Regions from separate parts of the Homo sapiens genome. Here regions 1, 2, 4 and 5 are each linked to region 3. A link is a contact called in ENCODE Hi-C or POLR2A ChIA-PET data. All regions are on one chromosome and are shown on one strand. Each heading gives the region's core, a stretch centred on a gene start or an enhancer-like site at or near the end of the contact. The rest is flanking DNA. Distances are from core to core; before and after follow the strand shown.

Region 1 (2,700 bases), core at 142-2,641, 440 kb after region 3:
TAAATGTTTTACAAAGCAAATTAGAGCCAGGCACGGTGGCTCATGCCTGTAATCCCAGCACTTTGGGAGGCCAAGGCGGGTGGATCTCAGTTCAAGACCAGCCTGGGCAACATGGTGAAACGCTGTCTCTACTAAAAATACAAAAATTAACTGGGTGTGGTGGTGCACGTCTGTCACCCCAGTTACTCGGGAGACAGAGGCAGGAGAATTGCTTGAACCGAGGAGGTGGAGGTTGCAGTGAGATGAGATTGCGCCACTGCACTCCAACCTGATTCTCCATCTCAAAAAAAAAAAAAAAAAAATGCAAATTAGGCGAGGTACTGCCCGCCTATAGTCCTAGCTACTCCAGAGGCTAAGGCGGCAGGATGGCATGAGCCCAAGAGGTCAAGGCTGCCGTGAGCTACCACTGTTCCACCGCAGTCCAGCCTGGGCGACAGAGCGAGACCCTGTCTCAACAACGAACCAATAAATACATAATAAAAAGTAATGGTTAAGCGGAAGATACCTAGGTACACATCACAACAAAATTCTATGAGGTTCTTTCAAAGTGTGCTTAGATAATTAAGGTTTGTCAACATCGTGGCATCCACAATTACTACCATCTCAATCACAAACCTGGAAATTTACCCGTGTAATTAATTCCCACTGCATAACCATGTTTTGTTATTGCTAGATGATGGAATCCACAACAGTATCCAATTCTTTTTCCAAGGCAACGACTTCTGCAAAAAACCGAGATGTGCAGTCTCTCTTGCTAAGTCACCGATCACCTATACTCTCTCCTCTCAAAACCCCCCAATACCCAGGCAGCGAGTAAGCCCTGGAAGGCAGGATTCGTGTCTGCATCCCACCGCCTCGCACCCCCTTCCGGGGCATCCTCATCGTGTGGCCAGCTCCTGCCTGGAGAAGGAGGTGGCCTTTACTTGGGTGTCACCCGGGGACCACTTGGGGGTCCAAGCGGGACAGGCCTCCGAGGTCCCCGCCATGTATGGAGGCCGAAAGGCAGCGTCCCAGGCGAACTGGAGAGGGAGTTCCCCCCAGCTCTCCAGGTCACCTCCCGCCGACGGACGGAAAGGCCGGCGCGCACGGGCGTGGTGCGGCGGGGATAGGAGGCAGCCACGGGCGCACCCCAGGGCCAGCACATAATGGGCCGCGTAGGCCGGGCAGGCGTCCAGCTGGGACGCCGCCGCACCACGTGGGCTGCAGAGCGCACGGGGCAGGCAGCTGCCGGTGGGCCCAGGGCCGGGCGCTGCGCGGCCAGCGTCCGTGCGTGCGTGCGCGCGCGCGCGTGCGCGTGCCTGCGTCCAAGGGATTTGCGATCAGGCGGCGCGGCGGACAGCCCCGGCGGCGGGGCGGGGGGAGTTATATTGCGGGGTCCTTCCTCGCTCACCCTGGTTCCTCTCGGAGCGGAGACGGCAAATGGCGGACTTCGACACCTACGACGATCGGGCCTACAGCAGCTTCGGCGGCGGCAGAGGGTGAGGCGGGCGTGCGCGGGCCCCGTCGGGGGCTGCGGGACCGGCGGAGTCGGGGCCGTCAGGGTGGCGGCCGTCCTGCGCTCAGCCGGGGCGGCGGGAGGCGGGGGCCCGCGGAGGCCTAGGAGCGGCGCCTGGAGGGCCGGGGCCTGGAAATGGCGCGCTCGGAGACGGGGCGGCGGCGGCTGGGCTCCCGGGGTCTTGCTTGCGGGGCGGATCCCTTCCACTGCCTCCCGCCAACGACAACGTGTTGGTTTTTGCCCTGCCTTGGCCGCGGCGGCGCCGATGCCCGGAGACGAGCGCCCGCTTCCAGCCCCATCCCCCCTACGGTAGGACCAGTGCGGGGCTGAGCTGTGGCGCTGGGGTACGGGCCACACGGCCTGCCCCGCTCCGGTCCCGGCCTCTTTCGCGGCCCTCTGTTGCCTGCCCGCCTTGCAGGCCCCTGGCCCCTTCGCCACGAGGCCGGCCGACTGGGGAAGGTCGGCAGCCAAGAGGGGCGATTCCCTTCCCCTTACGTGTGAGGCAGGGATTTGGCGGCTCTGGCCCGGGGATGGTACGACTCCTTGCGGGCGGGGGGAGACCAAGGAGATAAATCCATCGTAGCTTCTTTGTATTAATCTTTCTTGGGTCACAGTGCCTTGACAGGTGCTACGTGCTCTTTGGCACAATTTCATTTCTCCTTGGTTTCTCGCTCTGATCTGGAGAAGGAACCGCATTTAGCGTCGTCCTGATTGTTGTCAAATGCAGACAACTATGTATAATTGAAACACTTTGCTTAAAAGAAACATCTTTGAATAGAGAGCTCATGGTGTTTAATTCCAGGACTCTGCACTTTTTTTTATTTTATTTTTTAAATACAAGTTGCCTCGTTAGAATATAGGCTATGAACATCTTGCTGTTTGTCAAGGACACACTTGGGCTTTGTGTTTTCTTGCAGAAAGGATTACTTTCCCAGGATAACACCACAATAATACACACTGAGGTGTTCAGTCTCCTGGGTTGCAGTCCAAAAGTATCTTTGTTTGGTAAAGAATGATCACTTTTAATACCTTGGTTTGGGAACGGCTCAGACAAAAGCTTGTTTCGGGGCAGGAGTGTAGCTAATGTTCATGATACTGTAACGTGGAAGTGTGCCGGTGTAGGTGGAGCTATTGTCATTCCAAAGAACATTTTATTTGCTAATAAAAAAAGAAGTAAATGTTGGATGACATGAAATTATCGCCTT
Region 2 (2,745 bases), core at 43-2,542, 330 kb after region 3:
GGTGTGAACCCGGGAGGCGGAGCATGGTGTGAACCCGGGAGGCGGAGCTTGCAGTGAGCCGAGATTGCGCCACTGCACTCCAGCCTGGGCGGCACAGCAAGACTCCGTCTCAAAAAAAAAAAAAAAATTAGCCAGGTGTGGTGGTGCACGCCTGTAATCCCAGCTACTCTGGAGGCTGAGACAGGAGAATTGCTTGAACCCAGGAGGCGGAGGTTGCAGTGAGCTGAGACTACACCACTGCCCTCTAGCCTGGGTGATGACAGGGCAAGACGATTGCGTCTCAAAAAAAAAAAAAAAAAAAAAAAAAAACCTTCAGAGGCAGATGTCTGTTCCTGCCCCACTCTCTGCTCACTGCCACCAGGTGGCGGTAAGGAGCCATATCTGGCTCAAGCAGGGTTAGGAACTGCTCCGGGCCGCGCTACTAGACAATGGTGCCTTACCTAATACAGACTGATGCCTTGAAACAGGGTTCACCCATCAGACTATTCCCAGGAGGGGGTAGGAATCCTGGGTTTGAGTCCCAGCTCAGACACTATGTGGATAAGACCCTCTCTCCCTCTACTGGGCCTTGATTTACTTATCTGATGCCCTCTCAGATGTATGGGTCCACCCCACTCCCTGAGAGGGCCGTCTCCTGCAGACACTGACTCTCCCTTCATCCCATGTTCCTTGATGGAGCTGCTCTTAGCCTTTCCCCGAAAGGCTTCTTGGAGCAGTGGAGCCAGGAGCCAGTGCCAGGCCCCGTCCTTCCCCAGCCAGGCCCCATGACCTGCCCCCTTTTCTGCGAGCGTTGGTTTCATCCAAGTAATATCTTGGGGGCTTCTCCCGCCCCATCTGTCCAGTGGAAGTTGATGGCATGGATCAGGTCTGAGTTTGGCCTGGGGCCATGACTTGGCTTCTCTTGGCTTCTTGGAGCCTCCATTCGAGTGGGTCAGAGCAGGCGGGGATTAGAGCCGAAACTGAGAGGGGCCGGACTCACAGTGATGTGCACCTCCTCCCGTCCAGGTGGGGCCTGCCTGGGGAAAGCTTGTGGCCGGAAGAGAAAATGAGCTTCCTAGGACCCCTGACTCACGACCTCATCAACGTTGGTGCTACTGCTTGGTGGAGAATGTAAACCCTTTGTAACCCCATCCCATGCCCCTCCGACTCCCCACCCCAGGAGGGAACGGGCAGGCCGGGCGGCCTTGCAGATCCACAGGGCAAGGAAACAAGAGGGGAGCGGCCAAGTGCCCCGACCAGGAGGCCCCCTACTTCAGAGGCAAGGGCCATGTGGTCCTGGCCCCCCACCCCATCCCTTCCCACCTAGGAGCTCCCCCTCCACACAGCCTCCATCTCCAGGGGAACTTGGTGCTACACGCTGGTGCTCTTATCTTCCTGGGGGGAGGGAGGAGGGAAGGGTGGCCCCTCGGGGAACCCCCTACCTGGGGCTCCTCTAAAGATGGTGCAGACACTTCCTGGGCAGTCCCAGCTCCCCCTGCCCACCAGGACCCACCGTTGGCTGCCATCCAGTTGGTACCCAAGCACCTGAAGCCTCAAAGCTGGATTCGCTCTAGCATCCCTCCTCTCCTGGGTCCACTTGGCCGTCTCCTCCCCACCGATCGCTGTTCCCCACATCTGGGGCGCTTTTGGGTTGGAAAACCACCCCACACTGGGAATAGCCACCTTGCCCTTGTAGAATCCATCCGCCCATCCGTCCATTCATCCATCGGTCCGTCCATCCATGTCCCCAGTTGACCGCCCGGCACCACTAGCTGGCTGGGTGCACCCACCATCAACCTGGTTGACCTGTCATGGCCGCCTGTGCCCTGCCTCCACCCCCATCCTACACTCCCCCAGGGCGTGCGGGGCTGTGCAGACTGGGGTGCCAGGCATCTCCTCCCCACCCGGGGTGTCCCCACATGCAGTACTGTATACCCCCCATCCCTCCCTCGGTCCACTGAACTTCAGAGCAGTTCCCATTCCTGCCCCGCCCATCTTTTTGTGTCTCGCTGTGATAGATCAATAAATATTTTATTTTTTGTCCTGGATATTTGGGGATTATTTTTGATTGTTGATATTCTCTTTTGGTTTTATTGTTGTGGTTCATTGAAAAAAAAAGATAATTTTTTTTTCTGATCCGGGGAGCTGTATCCCCAGTAGAAAAAACATTTTAATCACTCTAATATAACTCTGGATGAAACACACCTTTTTTTTTAATAAGAAAAGAGAATTAACTGCTTCAGAAATGACTAATAAATGAAAAACCTTTAAAGGAAACTGTGTCTTAGCTTCCTTCGTATGATTTAATCTGCCTTCAACTCGCTGGCCTGGATGGGGATAAGGGCTCTGCTTCAGGGAACCTCCACCACCCACAGTGTATTTGAGAGGTTGCCCAACCAAAAGCCCCTGCTGCTGGCTTCTGGGGCATCGATCTTTCTCCAAGTTTGGCTTGTACTTTAACAATGAGGCCAGGAGTTTGAGACCCACCTGGACAACATAGCTGTCCAGTGGAGAATCACTTTGTACCATATAGCTACAAAAAAAAAAAAAATTACCCAAGATTGGTGGTGGTGCATGCCTGTGGTCCCAGCTACTCAGGAGGCTGAGGTGGGAGGATCGCTTGAGCCCAGGATTTCGAGGCTGCAGTGAGCTATGATTGCGCCACTGCACTCCAGCCTGGGTGAGACAGCAAGATCCTGTCTCGAGAGAGAGAGAGAGAGAAACAGAAAGAGACAGAGAGGAAAGATGGCTGACCTAAGAAAATGC
Region 3 (2,700 bases), core at 136-2,635:
CAGTCTTAGGCAGACATAGGGAGTCTCAGGCATGGCTCCTGGAGCCTGAACTTGGTCATCCAACGATCATGTGAGTCCCAGGTTGCCTGCAGGGCCCTCAGGGTATATACTGAATGGGAGGAGGCCCCAGACATGGGCGGCTCACCCTCTGTAGTGCCAGCAGCATGGCTGTCTTTCCTCCCATGCTGTGGCCAACGACGACGCAGGGCACCAGGCCCAGCTGGGGCAGAAGGTCCTGCAGGTCCTGGCTCATGATCTCGTAGCTCATGTCTGGGCTGTGGGGGCTGTCACCGTGGTTACGAGCATCCACCGTCAGCACCTGGGGAGTGGGGTGAGACGGGGCTGCGTTGATATCCCCATTCTGGGGGTAGACAGCCAAAGGCTTGTAGGGACAGCAGGTCAAAGGTGTGGAGAGCCTGGGGATACACCCTGTGGAGGGGAAGGGCCCAGTTTCCAGACCTAGGAGGCCCAGATGAAGAACCTGGGGCCACTCTGCCAGAGAAGAGCAGGCCCCAGGGTTGTGACCACGTCTCTGAAGGGCTGGCCTGGCTGGGTGGCAATCTCGGAGAATGCCAGGAAGGAGACTCCAGGAATTTCCAACAGTAGGAGCACAGAAGAATGGGCTGCCATAAGAGGTGGTGAGCTCCCGGTCATCCCTAGTGAACAAGCAGGCCCCTTCATGGAAAGGGTGCAGGCGCCTAGGCATGGGCCAGCCCCGATGGAGATCTACAACATGAATTAATGAAGATGGCAACGTGAGGGAATAAATGGGGTTGCCGTTCAGGGTCCATACTCAGAGTGAGGGATCTGGAAGTGAGCGTGAGAAGCGGGACCCCCCCTGCCCCGCCTCCTCTCAGGCCCCGCCCACTCCCGCCCAGCCCCAAAGGAGCCCCGCCCACTCGAAAGCTCACCCTACGGCCTGTCTGCTGGGCCAAGATCTTGGCGATGGAGTTGAAGTTAGTTTTGCTGCCGAAGAGCCCGTGCAAAAAGACGACGGCCGGGAGGGCTGCCTCCCCGTCCAGAAGCCTGTAGGAAAGCGGAAGCGGCCTGGCAGGGGAAGGATCGAGGTCAGAGTCTGAGCCGGCGGAGACGGGGAAAGGGGTAGGGGGAAAGAGCTTTGGGGGAGAGGCCTGGGAGGTGACAGGCCCAAAGGGAGGAGATGGGGCCGTCGGGGCCCGGCAGGAAAAGGAGGACAGAGGATGGCCTCCCGCCCGGTGCCCTTGACTGACCTCGGCTCGGCGCCCCCTCGGCCGCCGCTGCTGCTGCTGGGTGCGACAGGCACCCTCGCGAAGCTAGGGCCGTGGGGGCCGAGTCCCTCACGCGGGAGCCTCCAGGCTCGGGTCCAGCGGAGCATGCTTGCAAGCTGTTGGCCGGCTCGCATCTCACAAGGTACGTCCTCCCCGCGCTCCTTCTCCCGCCCTAGCTCGCAGCCCCGCCCATTTCCGTCTTCAGCCGCCCCGCCCAGTTCCGACTTGAGCCCCGCCCTCTCCCCGCCCCCATCGCGGGATTCTCCGCCCTTGGTCCCGTTTCCTTACGTATCCCCGAGAACAGTCCGGCCCCGCCTCCATCCCCGCCCCTTACGCCATTACGTAATCCCCGCAGGCTTTGCGCGGGTCGCCCTGAGCGCCGCACCTGGCCTCGCCCTAGGCTGGGCAACCCGCGGTGCTTGCCCCTCCCCTCGCGAAGCGCCGCGGTGCGTAGAATCTGGGAATTCGGTCTGCGCCGCTCTGTGCGTGCTCGGTTCTGGTTGCAGCTTAGGGCTCGGTTCCCGCCCCGCACCTGCCATCGCTCACTGACCTGGGTGGCTGCCATCGTTTCTGTGCCGCCGGCGGGGGCGAGCGGCGCCAGGGTGGCTCTGGGCGGCGGAGTGCCAGTGTGGTGGCGCCGTGCTCCACTGCCGGGGGCCCGGGCAGGTTGGGCGGAGCACGGACACCCACCCATCCTGGAGTCGTCGATCTAGAAGGAGCTCGGGGGCACTCTAGAGCTCTTCCCCAAGCCCCTTCGTCCCTTTTACGTTTGGGGAAGGCTCCCCCAGTCTGATCCCACCTGCTTTTCTGCCCATACTCCCCATTCTCATACTCCCCTATCAGGCACCCTGCCTTTCAAGGTCTTCTCCACACCCCACCTCCTGCTGGGGTGCTGTCTGTCTTCCAGATAGCCAGTTGCCCGAGTCCTATACTTTTTTTTGGTGGGGGTCTTACCCTCGCCCAGGCCGGAGTGCAGTGACGCGACCGTAGCTCACTGCAGCCTCGACCTCCTGGGCTCAAGCGATCCTCCCGCCTTTGCCTCCCGAGAATCTGGGACTACAGGCGCAGACTAATTTTAACATTTTTTTTTTTTTTTTTTTTTTTACTGAATCATGGTTACAATTTTTTTTTTTAGGCCGGGTGCGGTGGCTCACGCCTGTAATCCCGGCACTTTGGGAGGCTGAGGTGGGCAGATCACCTGAGGCCAGGAGTTGGAGACCACCCTGGCCAATATGGTGGAACCCCGTCTTTACTAAAAATACAAAAATTAGCTGGGCGTGGTGGCGGGTGCCTGTAATCCCAGCTACTCGGGAGGCTAAGGCAGGAGAGTCGCTTGAACTCAGGAGGCGGAGGTTGCAATGGGCGGAAATCATGCCACTGCACACCAGCCTACCGGACGGAGACAGACTCCGTTTAAAAAAAAAAAAAATTGCCGTGGGTGGTGGCACGGCCC
Region 4 (2,700 bases), core at 16-2,515, 360 kb after region 3:
AACTCACACCTGTAATCTCAGCACTTTGGGAGGCCAAAGTGAGAGGATCACTTAAGGCCAGAAGTTTGAGACCAGCTTGGGCAACATAGCGAGACCTGCATGTCTACAAAAAAAAAAAAAAAATTAAAAATTAGCCAGGCATGGTGAAATCACTGAACACATAAAGGCTGGGCATGGTTGCTCACACTTATAATCGAAACACTTTGGGAGGCTGAGATGGGAGGATCACTTGAGGCCAGGAGTTCGAAACCAGCCTGGGAAACATTGTAGTCACAGCTACTTGGGAGGCTGAGGCAGAAGGATCTCTTGAGCCCAGGAAGTGGCTACAGTGAGCTATAATTGCACGACTGCACTCTAGGCTGGGCAATGGAGCAAAACCCTGTCTCAAAAAAATGGGGCAGGGCTGATAAAGATTAGATTACTGTGTGACTTTGAGCAGCTGCTTTCTCTCTAGGCTTTGGGGGTCTGTTTGAACAATGAGGGAGTTGGATACCTTGGAGCTTTCTAAGATTTCTGTGGCGCCTTTATTGACACCTTGAGAAGTAGCATGCAGTGTTTCTACTTTTGGGCAATTGGTCACTTCTTTTTTTTTGAGACAGTCTCACTCTGTCGCCCAGTCTGGGGTGCAGTGGTGTGATACCAGCTCACTGCAACCTCCACCCACAAGGTTCAAGCAATTCTTGCACCTCAGCCCCCTGAGTAGCTGGGACTACAGGTGACCACATGTGGCTAATTTTTGTATTTTTAGTAAAGACAGGGTTTCACCATGTTGGCCAGGCTCGTTTCAAACTCCTGGGCTCAAGTGATCCTCCCTTCTCGGCCTCCCAAAGTGCCGGGATTACAGGTGTGAGCCACCGTGCCCGGCCCAAGTGCTAGCTTTCTCTCTCTCTTTTTTTTTTTTTCGAGACGGAGTCTCGCTCTGTCGCCCAGGCTGGAGTGCAGTGGTGTGGTCTCGGCTCACTGCAAGCCCCGCCTCCTGGGTTCACGCCATTCTCCTGCCTCAGCCTCCCGAGTAGCTGGGACTACAGGCACCTGCCACCATGCCCGGCTAATTTTTTTTTTATATTTAGTAGAGACAGGGTTTCACCATATTAGGCAGGATGGTCTCGATCTCCTGACCTCGTGATCCGCCCGTCTCGGCCTCCCAAAGTGCTGCGATTACAGGCATGAGCCACCACGCCCGGCCCTACCAAGTGCTAGCTTTCATTTGACGCAGTGAATGTTTCTTGTACACCTGGCAGGTGCCTGGCACTGCATAGGCACTGTTGAGATGTGAAGGTGGCCCTGGGGACAGAAAATTATACTGGGCTTGACTGTGTGTCTCCATCCCTTGACATCAGCCAAGCCAGCAGCTGCTTTACATACATGATGAGCAGACAGCTGCTTGAAAGAGATGAGGAAACTCCCAGACCAACGGCTCTTACCAGAGGGCCAAGGGAGGTCCCCACAGAGTCAGAGGCTGCAGCTGGTCCCTGAAATCCAGGCAGAATTTTAGAAATGAAGACAGTCAGCTGGGTGCAGCGGCTCATGCCTGTTATCTCAGCCACTTCGGAGGGCTGAGGTGAGAGGATTGCTTGAGCCCAGGAGGTGGAGGCTGCAGCAAGCTATGATGACACCATGCATTCCAGCTTGGGCGACAGAGCGAGACCCTATCTCTAAAATAAAAATGAAGAAGACAGTTAATGACGTCTCCTCCCTGTCTGCCTCACTGGGTAAGCATTCGCCCAGCCAACATCTGGAACATCCCAGTTCTGCAAAGAGCCACACCCTTCCCAGAAAGAGCCCAACTTGCCAAAGATTTACTTATTTGTTTTAAACTGGTTTTAGTTGACCGCTTTTCATTTTGTGTATAGCAGCGTTTTAAGGAAGGTCTAATTTATCCAGGCCACCTGCTGCTTTAGCAAACCAAGGGAGAGGATGTGAGATTCTAAGGAATTTACATATGTATGTCATATATATATATATATATATATAGACACACAATTTTTTTTTGAGACAGGGTCTTGCTCTGTCATACAGGCTGGAGTGCAGTGGCACAATCATAGCTCACTATAGCCTCAGATGCCTGTGCTCAAGCAATCCACTCACCTCGGCCTCCTGAGTAGTGAGACTACAGGCACACACCACCACACCCAGCTAATTTTTTAATTTTTTGTAGAGACTGAGTCTTGCTGTGTCGCCCAGGCTAGTCTTGAACTCCTGGGCTCAAGCAATCCTCCCACATTGGCTTCCCAAAGTGCTAGGATTACAAGCGTGAGCCACTATGCCTGGCTTATTTTTAAGGTTATATGCATGCAAAGCCTGTATCAATGAAAATATTTTCTTTGGTTTTTTTCAACTTTTCATCTTCGCATTTTGCAGATTTATAGAAAATTTGCTAAAATAATAAGTCCATTGAATACATACACACCCTTCACCAAGGTTCACCAATTCGTAACTGCCATATTTGGGAGTTATATGTGTGTCTCTCTATATATACATATATGGATACAGATACATATACATGTTTAGTGACTTGTTTATATTTGTACATACATGTACATGTTGTTATTTATTGATCGTTTGGGAGTAAGTTGCAGGGATCATTGACTCCCCCACAATTATGCTAGATATTCTCAAAAGAAGGACCTTCTCTTTTTTTTTTTTTTTTTTGGAGACAGGGTATCACTGTCATTGAGGCTGGAGTGCAGTGATGCGATC
Region 5 (2,700 bases), core at 191-2,690, 310 kb before region 3:
AGGCCGAGGTGGATGGATCACCTGAGGTCAGGAGTTCGAGACCAGCCTGGCCAACATGGTGAAACCCCTGTCTCTACTAAAAGTACAAAAATTACCCGGGAGTGATGGTGGGCGCCTGTAATCCCAGCTACTTGGAAGGTTGAGGCAGGAGAATTGCTTGAACCCGGGAGGCGGAGGTTGCAGTGAGCCAAGATCGCACCATTGCACTCCTGGGCGATGAGATGAGCCTGGGCGACAAGAGCGAAACTCCATCTCAAAAAAAAAAAAGCTATTTTTTTTTCTTTATTAGAGACGAGGTCTCACTATGTTGCCCAGGCTGATGGGGCAAGATGGGGGTGGGGGTGAGCCACTGCGCCTGGCAGAACTGTTGATTTTAACAGTAGGATTATCTGCCTGCATTACAGAAAAGCAAGCTGAGGCTCAGAGAGGAGCCCCAAGTCACATACACTGAGGGGAGAGGCAGACGCTGTATTTGAGCTGCCACTGGGTACAAGGCAGACTTCCACACGTGGGAAGCCTTAGAAATGGTCTCCCCTGGCCGGGCACGGTGGAGCACGCCTGTAATCCCGGCACTTTGGGAGGCAGAAGCGGGAGCATCCCTTGAGCCCAGGAGTTCAAGACCAGCCTGGGTAACATAGTGAGACCCTGTCTCTACAAAAACATTTTAAAATTAGCCGGGAGTGGTGGTGCCCACCTGTAATCCCAGCTACTCTGGTGGCTGAGGCGGGAAGGTCGCTTGAGCCCGGGAGATGGAGGCTGCAGTGAACTATGGTCGTTCCACTGGACTCCAGCCTGGGCGACACAGAGAGACCCTGTCTCTAAAAAGAAATAACAATTAAAAATAAAAATAAAAAGTCTTCCAGCTGGGCGCGGTGGCTCAAGCCTCTAATCCCAGCACTTTGGGAGGCCGAGGCAGGTGAATCACCTGAGGTCAGGAGTTCGAGACCAGCCTGGCCAAAATGGTGAAACCCCGTCTTTACTAAAAATACAAAAAATTAGAGGGGCGTGGTGGCAGGAGCCTGTAATCCCAGCTACTCGGGAGGCTGAGGCAGGATAATCGCTGGAACCCGGGAGGCGGAGGTTGCAGTGAGCCGATATCGCGCCACTGCACTCCAGCCTGGGCGACAAGAGCAAAACTCCGTCTCAAAAAAAAAAAAAAAAAAAAAAAAGTCTCCCTCCTAGAGTAAAATGAGGCGACCCAGTCTGAGAGTGTGGGTACGGGGACTTCCCGCAGCCTCTCCCAGGCAGCAAGGGAAGGGAAGAAACCGAGTGTAAGCGGAGGGCAAGCGGGCGGACACCCACCAGGCCCGGCCCCACCCCGTGCTCCGCGTGGCCGGGAGACGCGGCGCCTTTAAAGCCCAGTGGGAGGCGTGTCCCTGGGCGTGTCCTCCCGGAGCCCCGCCCCGGGGGCTGGTAGCCTCGGCCCCGGGAGGTTGCGCCGGCTCTGGCTCAGCGGCGGCTCCGGTGGCAGCGGCGGTGGCGGCTAGGCGGGCTCGGCGGCTCCTGTCCCTCGGGCGGCTGCCCGCTCGCTGCCCAGGGCGCCCGGACACACGTGGGCGGCTCAGCGATGGCCCGCGCCCCGCGACGTGGCGGGCAGGCACCGGGGCGCGGGACCGCTGAGCCCGAGTGAGCCGGGGCCGCGCTCCCGCCTTCGGCCCGGGCCTCCCGGGATGGCCGTGGCGCCTCTGCGGGGGGCGCTGCTGCTGTGGCAGCTGCTGGCGGCGGGCGGCGCGGCACTGGAGATCGGCCGCTTCGACCCGGAGCGCGGGCGCGGGGCTGCGCCGTGCCAGGCGGTGGAGATCCCCATGTGCCGCGGCATCGGCTACAACCTGACCCGCATGCCCAACCTGCTGGGCCACACGTCGCAGGGCGAGGCGGCTGCCGAGCTAGCGGAGTTCGCGCCGCTGGTGCAGTACGGCTGCCACAGCCACCTGCGCTTCTTCCTGTGCTCGCTCTACGCGCCCATGTGCACCGACCAGGTCTCGACGCCCATTCCCGCCTGCCGGCCCATGTGCGAGCAGGCGCGCCTGCGCTGCGCGCCCATCATGGAGCAGTTCAACTTCGGCTGGCCGGACTCGCTCGACTGCGCCCGGCTGCCCACGCGCAACGACCCGCACGCGCTGTGCATGGAGGCGCCCGAGAACGCCACGGCCGGCCCCGCGGAGCCCCACAAGGGCCTGGGCATGCTGCCCGTGGCGCCGCGGCCCGCGCGCCCTCCCGGAGACCTGGGCCCGGGCGCGGGCGGCAGTGGCACCTGCGAGAACCCCGAGAAGTTCCAGTACGTGGAGAAGAGCCGCTCGTGCGCACCGCGCTGCGGGCCCGGCGTCGAGGTGTTCTGGTCCCGGCGCGACAAGGACTTCGCGCTGGTCTGGATGGCCGTGTGGTCGGCGCTGTGCTTCTTCTCCACCGCCTTCACTGTGCTCACCTTCTTGCTGGAGCCCCACCGCTTCCAGTACCCCGAGCGCCCCATCATCTTCCTCTCCATGTGCTACAACGTCTACTCGCTGGCCTTCCTGATCCGTGCGGTGGCCGGAGCGCAGAGCGTGGCCTGTGACCAGGAGGCGGGCGCGCTCTACGTGATCCAGGAGGGCCTGGAGAACACGGGCTGCACGCTGGTCTTCCTACTGCTCTACTACTTCGGCATGGCCAGCTCGCTCTGGTGGGTGGTCCTGACGCTCACCTGGTTCCTGGCTGCCGGGA

The links. A loop is a pair of places that touch in the nucleus more often than their neighbours do. ChIA-PET counts read pairs that join two places held with the same protein, here RNA polymerase II (POLR2A). Pooled maps may share reads with other maps.
Region 1: a map of B cell shows a loop between it and region 3 (11-fold over the local background). The contact joins the promoter of EIF4H here to the promoter of ABHD11 in region 3. A Hi-C loop is called at or near these places in 2 of 168 maps with a recorded cell type or tissue (B cell and CD4-positive, alpha-beta T cell), 2 of 37 single-sample maps with no recorded cell type and 10 of 50 pooled maps. POLR2A ChIA-PET finds 5 or more read pairs at or near these places in 4 of 52 experiments (GM12878, MCF 10A and activated naive CD4-positive, alpha-beta T cell).
Region 2: a pooled map shows a loop between it and region 3 (4-fold over the local background). The contact joins the enhancer-like site here to the promoter of ABHD11 in region 3. A Hi-C loop is called at or near these places in 3 of 50 pooled maps. POLR2A ChIA-PET finds 5 or more read pairs at or near these places in 2 of 52 experiments (OCI-LY7 and WTC11).
Region 4: a pooled map shows a loop between it and region 3 (4-fold over the local background). The contact joins the enhancer-like site here to the promoter of ABHD11 in region 3. A Hi-C loop is called at or near these places in 6 of 37 single-sample maps with no recorded cell type and 6 of 50 pooled maps. POLR2A ChIA-PET finds 5 or more read pairs at or near these places in 3 of 52 experiments (A673, WTC11 and activated T-cell).
Region 5: a map of naive thymus-derived CD4-positive, alpha-beta T cell shows a loop between it and region 3 (16-fold over the local background). The contact joins the promoter of FZD9 here to the promoter of ABHD11 in region 3. A Hi-C loop is called at or near these places in 1 of 168 maps with a recorded cell type or tissue (naive thymus-derived CD4-positive, alpha-beta T cell), 2 of 37 single-sample maps with no recorded cell type and 9 of 50 pooled maps.

The regions. Positions count from the first base shown.
Region 1 is chr7:74,172,965-74,175,664 of GRCh38, forward strand. It overlaps EIF4H (eukaryotic translation initiation factor 4H), which reads left to right and starts at 1,392. Exons shown (of 7, transcript NM_022170.2): 1 at 1,392-1,478. The coding sequence starts at 1,420. RefSeq lists a silencer at 1,143-1,652 and enhancers at 1,155-1,449, 1,431-1,944, 1,945-2,457.
Region 2 is chr7:74,067,652-74,070,396 of GRCh38, forward strand. ELN (elastin) reads left to right here. Exons shown (of 33, transcript NM_000501.4): 33 at 1,006-2,256. The coding sequence ends at 1,049. Among named protein-coding and RNA genes, the nearest start is that of ELN-AS1, 6.7 kb to the left of the region's middle. Within about 2 kb of position 1,293, at least 2 of the 41 ENCODE cell types and tissues checked have a DNase peak (open chromatin) inside an H3K27ac peak, as active enhancers do.
Region 3 is chr7:73,737,417-73,740,116 of GRCh38, forward strand. It overlaps ABHD11 (abhydrolase domain containing 11), which reads right to left and starts at 1,386. Exons shown (of 6, transcript NM_148912.4): 1 at 1,230-1,386; 2 at 912-1,047; 3 at 146-319. The coding sequence starts at 1,354. RefSeq lists enhancers at 1,185-1,842, 1,843-2,499 and a silencer at 1,407-1,506.
Region 4 is chr7:74,099,851-74,102,550 of GRCh38, forward strand. The region is part of intron 5 of LIMK1 (LIM domain kinase 1); the gene reads left to right. Among named protein-coding and RNA genes, the nearest start is that of LIMK1, 17 kb to the left of the region's middle. RefSeq lists an enhancer at 763-832. Within about 2 kb of position 1,266, at least 6 of the 41 ENCODE cell types and tissues checked have a DNase peak (open chromatin) inside an H3K27ac peak, as active enhancers do.
Region 5 is chr7:73,432,338-73,435,037 of GRCh38, forward strand. FZD9 (frizzled class receptor 9) reads left to right here and starts at 1,441. Exons shown (of 1, transcript NM_003508.3): 1 at 1,441-2,700. The coding sequence starts at 1,671. RefSeq lists a silencer at 1,254-1,543 and an enhancer at 1,260-2,133.